Linked DNA regions of Homo sapiens: all the other regions are linked to region 3. Evidence: chromatin contacts called from ENCODE Hi-C or POLR2A ChIA-PET data. All regions are on one chromosome and are shown on one strand. Each heading gives the region's core, a stretch centred on a gene start or an enhancer-like site at or near the end of the contact. The rest is flanking DNA. Distances are from core to core; before and after follow the strand shown.

What was found. Hi-C counts contacts between places; a loop is a spot of excess contacts on that map. ChIA-PET counts read pairs that join two places held with the same protein, here RNA polymerase II (POLR2A). Pooled maps may share reads with other maps.
Region 1: a loop to region 3 is called in a pooled map, with 4 times the contacts of the local background. The contact joins the promoter of NBR2 here to the promoter of KLHL11 in region 3. A Hi-C loop is called at or near these places in 1 of 50 pooled maps. POLR2A ChIA-PET finds 5 or more read pairs at or near these places in 2 of 52 experiments (K562 and activated CD4-positive, alpha-beta T cell).
Region 2: a loop to region 3 is called in a map of naive thymus-derived CD4-positive, alpha-beta T cell, with 15 times the contacts of the local background. The contact joins the promoter of SMARCE1 here to the promoter of KLHL11 in region 3. A Hi-C loop is called at or near these places in 1 of 168 maps with a recorded cell type or tissue (naive thymus-derived CD4-positive, alpha-beta T cell) and 6 of 50 pooled maps. POLR2A ChIA-PET finds 5 or more read pairs at or near these places in 1 of 52 experiments (activated naive CD8-positive, alpha-beta T cell).

What each region holds. Positions count from the first base shown.
Region 1 is chr17:43,124,307-43,128,029 of GRCh38, forward strand. It overlaps NBR2 (neighbor of BRCA1 lncRNA 2), which reads left to right and starts at 1,251. Exons shown (of 8, transcript NR_138145.1): 1 at 1,251-1,464. BRCA1 (BRCA1 DNA repair associated) reads right to left here and starts at 1,058. Exons shown (of 23, transcript NM_007294.4): 1 at 965-1,058. RefSeq lists silencers at 354-389, 2,413-2,430, promoters at 1,043-2,799, 1,043-1,309, cis regulatory regions at 1,110-1,132, 1,294-1,302, 1,979-2,008, 2,359-2,388 and enhancers at 1,110-1,132, 1,239-1,368, 1,265-1,289, 1,419-1,508, 2,437-3,250.
Region 2 is chr17:40,646,536-40,650,088 of GRCh38, forward strand. It overlaps SMARCE1 (SWI/SNF related BAF chromatin remodeling complex subunit E1), which reads right to left and starts at 1,283. Exons shown (of 11, transcript NM_003079.5): 1 at 1,238-1,283. RefSeq lists a silencer at 1,522-1,816.
Region 3 is chr17:41,863,699-41,867,118 of GRCh38, forward strand. KLHL11 (kelch like family member 11) reads right to left here and starts at 1,725. Exons shown (of 2, transcript NM_018143.3): 1 at 1,128-1,725. The coding sequence starts at 1,672. It overlaps ACLY (ATP citrate lyase), which reads right to left. Exons shown (of 29, transcript NM_001096.3): 29 at 3,220-3,420. RefSeq lists enhancers at 1-165, 1,909-2,409, 2,410-2,910 and a silencer at 1,686-1,875.

The sequences.
Region 1 (3,723 bases), core at 1-2,500, 1.3 Mb after region 3:
TAAATTCTGAATTTTTTCACATATTGCTGCCAACCCCTTGGGTCTTTTCCTTTCTCCAAGAAAGAGAAAGCTACAGAGGAGTGACTGACCGGGTAGGTGGTGGTAGCCTTAGCTTTCTCCAATGTTTCTGGTTGTTTTCTTTTTCTTGCATAAAACCAAAATCAACAACGACCAAACCAACACCAATCAAGGCCTCCCCGCCCCTAACCTTTCCCAGTGACCTGCTCTCATCTCTGGATCCTCCTCAAGCACATCCCTGCCGGCAGCATCTGTTACTACTGACGCTCCTCTACTTCCCTCTTGCGCTTTCTCAATGGCGCAAATGGATCCAGTTCTTAAGTTCTCCCTCCCACAAAATCCTGTCTCCTCCCCTTCCCAGACATATTCCTGGCACCTCTTCTTCCACAAGGTCCCATCCTCTCATACATACCAGCCGGTGTTTTTTGTTTTGTTTTGTTTTGTTTTGTTTTGAGACAGTCTCGCTCTGTCGCCCAGGCTGGAGTGCAATGGCGCGATCTCGGCTCACTGCAACCTCCGCCTCCCGGGTTCTAGCGATTCTCCTGCCTCAGCCTCCTGAGTAGCTGGAGCGGCACCACGCCCGGCTAATTTTTGTATTTTTAGTAGAGACGGAGTTTCACCACGTTGGTCAGGCTGGTCTGGAACTCCTGACCTCATGACCAGCCGACGTTTTTAAAGACATAGTGTCCCCCTCAAGGCATATTCCAGTTCCTATCACGAGGATTCCCCCACGGACACTCAGTGCCCCCTTCCTGATCCTCAGCGCTTCCCTCGCGACCTACAAACTGCCCCCCTCCCCAGGGTTCACAACGCCTTACGCCTCTCAGGTTCCGCCCCTACCCCCCGTCAAAGAATACCCATCTGTCAGCTTCGGAAATCCACTCTCCCACGCCAGTACCCCAGAGCATCACTTGGGCCCCCTGTCCCTTTCCCGGGACTCTACTACCTTTACCCAGAGCAGAGGGTGAAGGCCTCCTGAGCGCAGGGGCCCAGTTATCTGAGAAACCCCACAGCCTGTCCCCCGTCCAGGAAGTCTCAGCGAGCTCACGCCGCGCAGTCGCAGTTTTAATTTATCTGTAATTCCCGCGCTTTTCCGTTGCCACGGAAACCAAGGGGCTACCGCTAAGCAGCAGCCTCTCAGAATACGAAATCAAGGTACAATCAGAGGATGGGAGGGACAGAAAGAGCCAAGCGTCTCTCGGGGCTCTGGATTGGCCACCCAGTCTGCCCCCGGATGACGTAAAAGGAAAGAGACGGAAGAGGAAGAATTCTACCTGAGTTTGCCATAAAGTGCCTGCCCTCTAGCCTCTACTCTTCCAGTTGCGGCTTATTGCATCACAGTAATTGCTGTACGAAGGTCAGAATCGCTACCTATTGTCCAAAGCAGTCGTAAGAAGAGGTCCCAATCCCCCACTCTTTCCGCCCTAATGGAGGTCTCCAGTTTCGGTAAATATAAGTAATAAGGATTGTTGGGGGGGTGGAGGGAAATAATTATTTCCAGCATGCGTTGCGGAATGAAAGGTCTTCGCCACAGTGTTCCTTAGAAACTGTAGTCTTATGGAGAGGAACATCCAATACCAGAGCGGGCACAATTCTCACGGAAATCCAGTGGATAGATTGGAGACCTGTGCGCGCTTGTACTTGTCAACAGTTATGGACTGGAGTGTTATGTTTTCGTATTTTGAAAGCAGAAACTAGGCCTTAAAAAGATACGTACAACTCTTTAGGGAGACTACAATTCCCATCCAGCCCCAGGAGTCTGGGGCAAGTAGTCTTGTAAGGTCAGTGGCCTGCGGGGACGCAGTGAGCGCCGAATTTGCCTGGGGCAGGGGAAATGCGCTCTGGCCCATGTCTGCGCACTCGTAGTTCCACCCCTCAGCCCCAGTGTTTGTTATTTTTCGGGTTCAGCTTGCTTTTGCCCCGTCTCCGTCGACGCAATCGCCACCAGTCAATGGGGTGGTCGTTTTGAGGGACAAGTGGTAAGAGCCAATCTTCTTGGCGAAAACGCGGAGAAACGGGACTAGTTACTGTCTTTGTCCGCCATGTTAGATTCACCCCACAGAGATAGCGGCAGAGCTGGCAGCGGACGGTCTTTGCATTGCCGCCTCCCCAGGGGGCGGGAAGCTGGTAAGGAAGCAGCCTGGGTTAGCTAGGGGTGGGGTCACGTCACACTAAGAGGGTTTGGAGAAGTTCAAGGGAGGAATCCTGCAAAGAAGAGGGGCGACTTTTTCCGTGTCTCCGGACAGCTAATCGTTTTAGTGACAGGATGAGAGAGCCCTTCGTGTTCTGAGGGACCGAGTGGGCGAAAAGCGCCGGAGAGTTGGAGAGTCTGTGGTTCAGAATGCGAGGTGACAACGTGCTAGCAGCCCTCGCTCGCTCTCGGCGCCTCCTCGGCCTTGGCGTCCATTCTGGCCGTGCTGGAGGAGCCCTTCAGCCCGCCACTGCGCTGTGGGGGCCCCTCTCTGGGCTGGCCGAAGCCAGAGCCGGCTCCCTCTGCTTGCGGGGAAGTGTGGAGGGAGAGGCGGGTGTGGGAACTGGGGCTGCGCGCAGCGCTCGCCAGCCAGCGCGAGTTCCAGGTGGGCGCGGGCTCAGCGGGCCCCGCACCCCCGGCCCCGGGCAGTCAGGGGCCTAGCACCCGGGCCAGCAGCTGCAGAGGGTGCGCCGGGTCCCCCAGCACTGCCGGCCCGCCTGCACCCCGCTTGAATTCTCACCGGGCCCCAGCCGCCCTGCACAGGGCAAGGCTCAGGACCTGCAGCCCGCCATGCCCGAGCCCCCTCCCAACCCCTGTGAGCTCCAGCGTGGCCTGAGCCTCCCCGACGGGCACCGCCCCCTGCTCCTCAGCGCCCGGTCCCATCGACTGCCCAAGGGCTGAGAGGAGTGCAGGCGCCCGGCACAGCCCTGCGCAGGATCCACTAGGTGAAGCCAGCTGGGCTCCTGAGTCAGATGGGGACTTGGAAAACTTTTATGTCTAGCCTGAGGATTTTATATGCACCAGTCAGCACTCTGTGTCTAGCTTGGGGTTTGGGGATGCACCAATCAGCACTCTGTATCTAGCTAATCTGGTGGGCACTTGGAGAACTTCTGTGTCTAGCTAAAGGATTGTAAATGCACCAATCAGTGCTCTGTGTCTAGCTCAAGGTTTGCAAATGCACCAATCAGCACTCTGTGTCTAGCTAAAGGTTTGTAAACGCACCAATCAGTGCTCTGTGTCTAGCAAATGTAGTGGGGACTTGGAGAATTTTTATGTCTAGCTAGAGGATTGTAAATGCACCAATCAGCACTCTGTGTATATCTAGCTCAGGGATTGTAAATGCACCAATCAGCACCCTGTCAAAACGGACCAATTAGCTCTCTGTAAAATGGACCAATCAACAGGATGTGGGTGGGGTCAGATAAGGGAATAAAAGCAGGCTGCCCCGCTGGGTGCCAGTGGCTCACACCTGTAATCCCAGCAATTTGGGAGGCCTAGAGGGGTGGATCACGAGGTCAAGAGATCGAGACCATCCTGGCTAACACAGTGAAACCCCGACTCTACTAAAAAGACAAAATATTAGCTGGGTGCGGTGGTGGGTGCCTGTAATCCCCTCTACTGGGGAGGTTGAGGCAGGAGAATGGCGTGAACCCGGGAGGCGGAGCTTGCAGTGAGCCCAGATTGCACCACTGCATTCCAGCCTGGGTGACAGAGGGAGACTCCATCTCAAAAAA
Region 2 (3,553 bases), core at 33-2,532, 1.2 Mb before region 3:
ATTATAACTTTTTTTTAACTTATCAATATGGCTAGATTGTATGCTACTTGGAAAGAGGGACCATGTCAGGACCTAGCTCAATTCTTAGGAAATTTTTTCCTAGTATTACCAGCTCACAACATAACCAGGCACATGTGAGCTTGTTCTTTACATCAACATACATCACAAATAGTGAGGTACAAAAAGACAAAAATTCATCTTTGGAAAGAAGGCAAATAAACTTCTATGACTATTGGAGGTATTTGCAACCAAACATGTGGAATAGATCTGATTTTTCGCTTCTATTATTAATTTTAAGGAAATTCCCTGGAGCATAAGGAATGAGTCCTGGTGTGGAAAGAAACAGCTCATTTTCTCAATGGTCCAACCTGAGTCTTTCCCTCTTAAAGAACAGCCAGAAACCTTTGACTCTGGTGTAGATTTCCTTTCTGCTCACATTAAGGGAGCTGTCAACATCCAGCAGGCCTCGCTGCAGGGGACCCTGACAACTAACATAAGCTCCCTGTACGTTATACTTCATTGTTAATACTTTAAAATTATTGCTCTCTTTTGCTAGAATACAAAATTTAAGAGTGGGCTTGTACATTTGTCCACCGTTGGATCCATCTTTGGTGCCTGGCATAAAAATAAATACCCGATAAATATTTGTTCAAGAAATACTTTATACGGGGTACGCTTATGACACTATTTCGCTTAACACTCACAAGTACTTTATATGTACAGCTATCCCCATTTTACAGATGAAACAAGGGAGTCTCGGAAAGTTTAAACAACTTGTCTGAAGCCATATGCAGCCAGGAAGTGCCAAAGTTGGGTTTCAAACCCAGGCCAAACTATTTCAGAGCTCTGCTCGTCCTCAAGTCGCTGCCTGAACCAATGGGGGAACCTTCTGCCCGGGTGGGGGGTGAACCACGGACCTGCCTTGCCCACGGCTTCCTGAGGTCGCTCTCTTTGTCTTGGAGAATGTACTTTACTAGCAACTCCCCTAAAACGGGGTATTCACAGGTGCTTTGACCAATTTCGGGGGACTGGCCTTGCCTCCAAGGAGGGGGCCCCAGATGGGACTCCCTCCCAACCCTCGCTCTGCTAGGCCTCAAGGAGGCCTCAACCGGCTCCTGGCTCTGGCCCCACGGCCAAGGCTGAACCCCAGCAACCCCCGGGAACTCGGGGTCTAGCCAAGCGGGGACACCACGACTTGCACCCACCGACCCGGTCCGTCCCACTTGGAAACACTCACCCGCGGGCAGAAAAAGCGCCCGCAGCTCCGGCTTCGCTTCCCTTTGTCCCGCGCTCGCCCCGCCCCTCGCGTCCGGAGCTTCCGCACTCGCACTTTCCACACTCTTCTTAATTTTTTTTTTTTTCCGGGCCCCACCCGACCCTCTTTAGAAAAACTAACCTTCTAGTGAAGATGCGGTGATGCTTAGCACACTCAGGGATTTTTTTCAGGACCCATTGGATCCTCAAAACTCCCCGAATTTTGATACTTTCCCAGCCGGGCGCTGATTCGTCACGGCGAAGAGGGCCGAGGAGGCCCGACCTAACACAGAATAGGCCTGGGTTTAGCGGCTGTGAGGAGCCGGAGCCGCCGCAGCGACCGAGGAAGTGGCGGGAGGTGCCGAGCCTTGCGGAGGGGCGGTGGGGGCCGCGGTGGGAGACGGCGGATGGCGCTCAGCGCGAGGCCGCGGAACCACTGTGGCAGCAAGCAGTTCGGCCAGACTCCCGCTGAGCCCGCTCCTGGAGGGGCCCTCCCCGACTCCGGTCTTGCTTTCCTTTAGGCTGTGGGTCAGAGTCTACACTTCACTAAACCTGGGATGGAGGCGTGGAGGACTTGCTTCGCGGCGTTTGCGTCCTCGCAGGCGCCTCGCAGGGCTTCCTGCCCTCACGGCGGGGGAGTAGCTTTGGCGAAAATCAGCACGAGTTCTGCAGTTTTTCCAAGCGCTTTTAGGGTGTAATCGTCCCAGGTTTCTAAGCCAAGGCCCGGAGAGTTGACCCCCTCGCAACAGCTTGTGTGTCCTTGCAGCGCCGCGGGTGCCACCTGGTCTCCGCCTCAGCGCTGCCTCGGCTCCTTCGGTTCCCACCAGCGGGAACGACCGTCCCCACTTTCAGCTTAAACTCATCTGTCCTTCTGGATCCAGCTCAGAGGTCTCTTTGTGATGCCCTCCTGGAACTTCCCCCCTAGTAATCCTTCCTTTGTATTCCCGTGGCTCTTTGATAATAATGGTTGGAGTCCTGAACCCGACCCTTTGTATCGGACCGTGTTTGTCATCTCCAGTGCTTTATGAAGGCCTTGAAAGCAAGGTTCAGCCGTCTGTATTGGTCATCTTCCCATTGCCAGTGCCTACGAAGGGCTTGACCCATTCATTGTTAGACGCTCAGTAAGTGTGTATTGAGGCAGCCCTCTGTGCCACTCCAGGGCTCTTTCCACTAAATCATGAGTATGTTGGTTTACCAGATGGAATGAGTAGCCTCTTCTTTGGATACATAAACACCCGATGGATATTGTGGGTCACTGTGGAGGGAGAATGAACGTATGGGATCCCTGACCTGTGGTTACTGGAAAACAGTTGACATTTAGAGAGAGGCTGAATTCTTGGGCTTCCCGTAGCCCCCATCCTGAGTGTGCCAACAGGGACTAGAAGCATCTCTAGTCTGCAAAGCGAGGAACAAGTGATACTCTGTCCAATTTTTCCAATATTGTTATACTCATGAATAGAGATTAATGAAATTGAAGAGCATATTCAAGAGAAAGACTAAAGGAGAAGTCGTCTGCCCCGTGGACAGGCAGCTTGAGTGGTGCTTGAGAAAATGTACATGAAATTGCTTGTTAAAAAATATTCACGCCTGTAATCCCAGCTCTTTTGGGAGGCCGAGGCGGGCAGATTACTAGGTCAGGAGATCGAGACCATCCTGGCTAACACGGTGAAACCCCGTCCCTACTAAAAATACAAAAACAAAATTAGCCGGGCGTGGCGGCGGGCGCCTGTGGTCCCAGCTATTGGGGAGGCTGAGGCAGGAGAATGGCGTGAACCCGGGAGGCGGAGCTTGCAGTGAACGGAGATGGCGCCACTGCACTCCAGCCTGGGCGAGAGAGCGAGACTCTGTCTCAAAAAAAAAAAAATTATATATATATATATGTATATATCCATCAGAGACATGTAAAGGATTAAAGTACGATACACAAAGGCCTCAGAAGGGATTTCAGTACATTCTTTTTCTGGCTTCGTCCAGCAACTCCAGCCTGGTTTCTTCCCTGCCTTTGGGATTATGGTGGGAGGATTGGGCGAGTGCAGTGCTGGGGAGGCGCTGTGTGTTGTCTCTAGGCAGTCCTCTGAAGAAAAACTGCAGGTTTTGGATGTTAAGAATAAAGCACCCTATAGTAGGAAAGGGGTGGCCCAAAAACGGCAAAAAGGGAAAGGAGGGGACCTAAGTGGAGCAGTGACATTGTCTGATACACTTTCTCACTGGGTTTCTGCTCAGATGTCACCTTCTTAGTAGGTGTTTCCTGACCTTTTTAAAATTGCATCTCATTCCCCAACCCCCGGTGTCTGTTCAT
Region 3 (3,420 bases), core at 475-2,974:
TGGCTCCCCACTGTTCTCTAACATACAAGCTCCACCTCAGAGCCTCTGTACCTGTGTCCCCTACCTGACACAGTCTACCTTACCTCCTTCGGTTCTTAGCAAAACGTCTTCTTCATAGGGCATTCTCTATCCACCCAATTTGGAAAACACTTCCTCTCCCCCAGCAGTTTCTATGTACTCCCCCCATGCTTTATTTTTCATCAGTGATGACAATCATCCAACAGGCTATACATTTAACAATCATCCAACAGGCTATACATTTTACTTATTTACCGTCCATCTACCAACCTAAGTGCGATAAGGAAAAGGACTTTTGTCTGTTTTGATCACTGCTGAAACCCTAGCACCTTAGAATCCCGCATCTGAGCTGATGCGTAATAGGCGCTCAATAGGCATTTTTGTTAATGTATCTGTAAGATGATAATTGCCAAAACAAACGCCTCTCCATCTCTATAAACGGTATTACCTGCCTTCTAACCAGTCTCTGGAGCATTCCTGCTCCCTACAATCCGTTTAACACAGTGGCAGAATAATATTAAAATATTTAAATGAGCTATTTCTTTACCCAGCTTCCTATCACACTTAGTGAAATCCAAACTCCTTATTCCAACGCATCTCACGCATCCTTCTCCCCTTCATCCACTAGATCCAGCCTCACTGGACTATATTTTAATTCTCTTCTCTAAGCCAAACTGGATCCTGCCTGAGGGCGTTTGCGCTGTCTGGAATATTCATTCCCCATCTTTGCACGGTCAGTTATTTTTTGACATTCAGAGGTCGATCTAAACTTCACCTCTTCAGAAAGATCTTTATTCAATCCCTAGCCTTTCATTCCTTTTGAACGTCAGCACAACAGTTACCACATACTGACTTTCCTTTTCATCACTTTTGTCCCATCACCTAGTATCTGAGCTCCTTGGGCGCGGGGCGCCCTCGCCGGACCTGATGGTGCATCCTCCTCGCCCACCGCGGTGGCTGCCCCCAAGCAGGCGCTCAGCGAGTGTGAAACCAATGCATTCACTCAGGACTCGCGAGCTGCCGTGGCAGGCACTGCCCTCCCCTCCGCCAGCGAGCATCTCCCCCTCTCCGCGCCCGCCGCCCTCCGCGCTCCCGCCTCCCTCGCCTACCTGTCGGCCAACTCCAGCACCTCGTGCACGCTGCCCGTGCTGACGCGGATGCGCCCGGTGTACATGTACTCGATTACGGCTTCCACTGTGTCGGGTTCGGGCCCCGGCTCGGAGCTCCACTTGCGCATCTCCACCCGTCCCGAGCGGGACTCGGAAAACTGGCCCGAGAGCAGGGGCGTGAAGTACTCGGTGGCGGCAGCCAGTACCGAGCGGTGGGCCCGGAACTCGCGGCCTCCAGCCCCGCCGAAGCACAGGGTAATGTCGCAGAAGAGGCCCTGGCGCCGCTGCTCGTTCTGCCGCCAGGACAGCTCTGAGCAGTGAGAGCTGCACTCGAAATCCTCGGCTTCTGGGCCCGGATCGCCCCCGCTCGCCTCCATTGCAGAGATCCCCGGCCCAGGCCCGAAGTCCACCGTGCCGCTGCCTCGGACCTCGGCGGCCAGTCCTGCCGAGCCGGCGGCGGCCGTCTCCATGCTCTCCATCTCCAGTACCTGAAGAGATGCAGCCGCGGCCGCCGCCGCCGCCGCCGCCACTGCCGCAGCCGCCATCTTGACGCCGCTGCGCCCGGCCTCCACAGCCTCGGAACGATGCGGCTGTTGGTACGACACAGAGGGATTCTGGGATTAAATAGTGCGCGCGGGGCGGGGCCAGGTCGCCCGCCGGCCGCACATGCGCCGCCTCGCCTCCAGCAGCGCCGCCTCGCCTCCAGCAGCGCCGCCTCGCCTCCAGCAGCGCCGCCTCGCCTCCAGCAGCTCTGCCTGCCTTGGTGAGGTCCGTCAGTAACAGTCGCCCAGTCCAGAAGACTTCGCCCCAGGCCTACCCCCAGGGCGTCGGTGCGAGTATGGCTCGCTTCCTTTCCTTAGTGGGTAGCATGCTCTCTGCAGTCATTTTGTCGAGTAAAGCCACCTTAGACCATCACCTGTTGTTAAAGCCTTGAGTGGCAATACAGGATTTTTATAAGATCTAGCCCCAGCTAAGTGGATGAGGGATGAATGAGTTACTCGTTATCCGTTTTTTTTTTTGTTTCTTTTTGTTTTTGTTTTGTTTTGGGTTTTTTGTTTTTTTTTTTTTTGAGACGGAGTCTCGCTCTGTCGCCCAGGCTGGAGTGCAGTGGCGCGCTCTTCGCTTATTGCAACCTCCGCTGCCCGGGTTCAAGCGATTCTTGTGCCTCAGCCTCCCGAGTAGCTGGGACTACAGGCGCCCGCCACCACTCCAGGCTAATTTTTTTTTTTTTTTTTTTTTTGAGACGGAGTCTCGCTCTGTCGCCCAGGCTGGAGTGCAGTGGCGCGCTCTTCGCTTATTGCAACCTCCGCCGCCCGGGTTCAAGCGATTCTTGTGCCTCAGCCTCCCGAGTAGCTGGGACTACAGGCGCCCGCCACCACTCCAGGCTAATTTTTTTTTTTTTTTTTTTTTTGAGACGGAGTCTCGCTCTGTCGCCCAGGCTGGAGTGCAGTGGCGCGGGTCTCGGCTCACTGCAACCTCCGCCTCCCGGGTTCACGCCATTCTCCTGCCTCAGCCTCCGGAGTAGCTGGGACTACAGGCGCCCGCCACCATGCCTGGCTAAGTTTTTGTATTTTTAATAGAGACGGGGTTTCACCGTGTTAGCCAGGATGGTCTCGATCTGCTGACCTCGTGATCCACCCGCCTCAGCCTCCCAAAGTGCTGGGATTACAGGCATGAGCCACCACGCCTGACCGTAGATGAGCATTTTTAAAACCATATATACTGAAACTATTAGTACAGTTCAGGCCAGGCCAGGCACAGTGGCTCACGCCTGTAACAGCACTTTGGGAGGCCAAGGAGGATGGATTGCTTGAGTCCATGAGTTCCAGAAGAGCCTGGGAAATACAGCAGAACCTTATCTCCACAAAAAATACAAAAGTTAGCCTGGAGTGGTGGCATGCTCCTGTAGTCCCAGCTACTTGGGAGGCTGGAGTGGGAGGACTGCTTGAGCCCAGGAGATGGAGGCTGCAGTGAGCTGTGATGGTGCCACTGTACTCCAGCCCTGGGGCGACAGAGTGATACCCTGTCTGGAAAAAAGTACAGTTACAAAGGAATACAGATCAAAGGATATGGATGCCAGGAGCCAGCAGTATGCCTTCATTGTTACTATATAGTTTATTTAAACCAGACTATGATAATACAGAGAAGAGACTGAGGTGGCAGCTGCCCAGAATCTTTGTGGATTACAGATGCAAAGTAGTTAGGAGTCCTTGGACCCACACTTCAGTTACAGACAGACAAATCAGCTGCATAAATACAGAGAACATAAGACACAAGACATTTCACAGCTTTC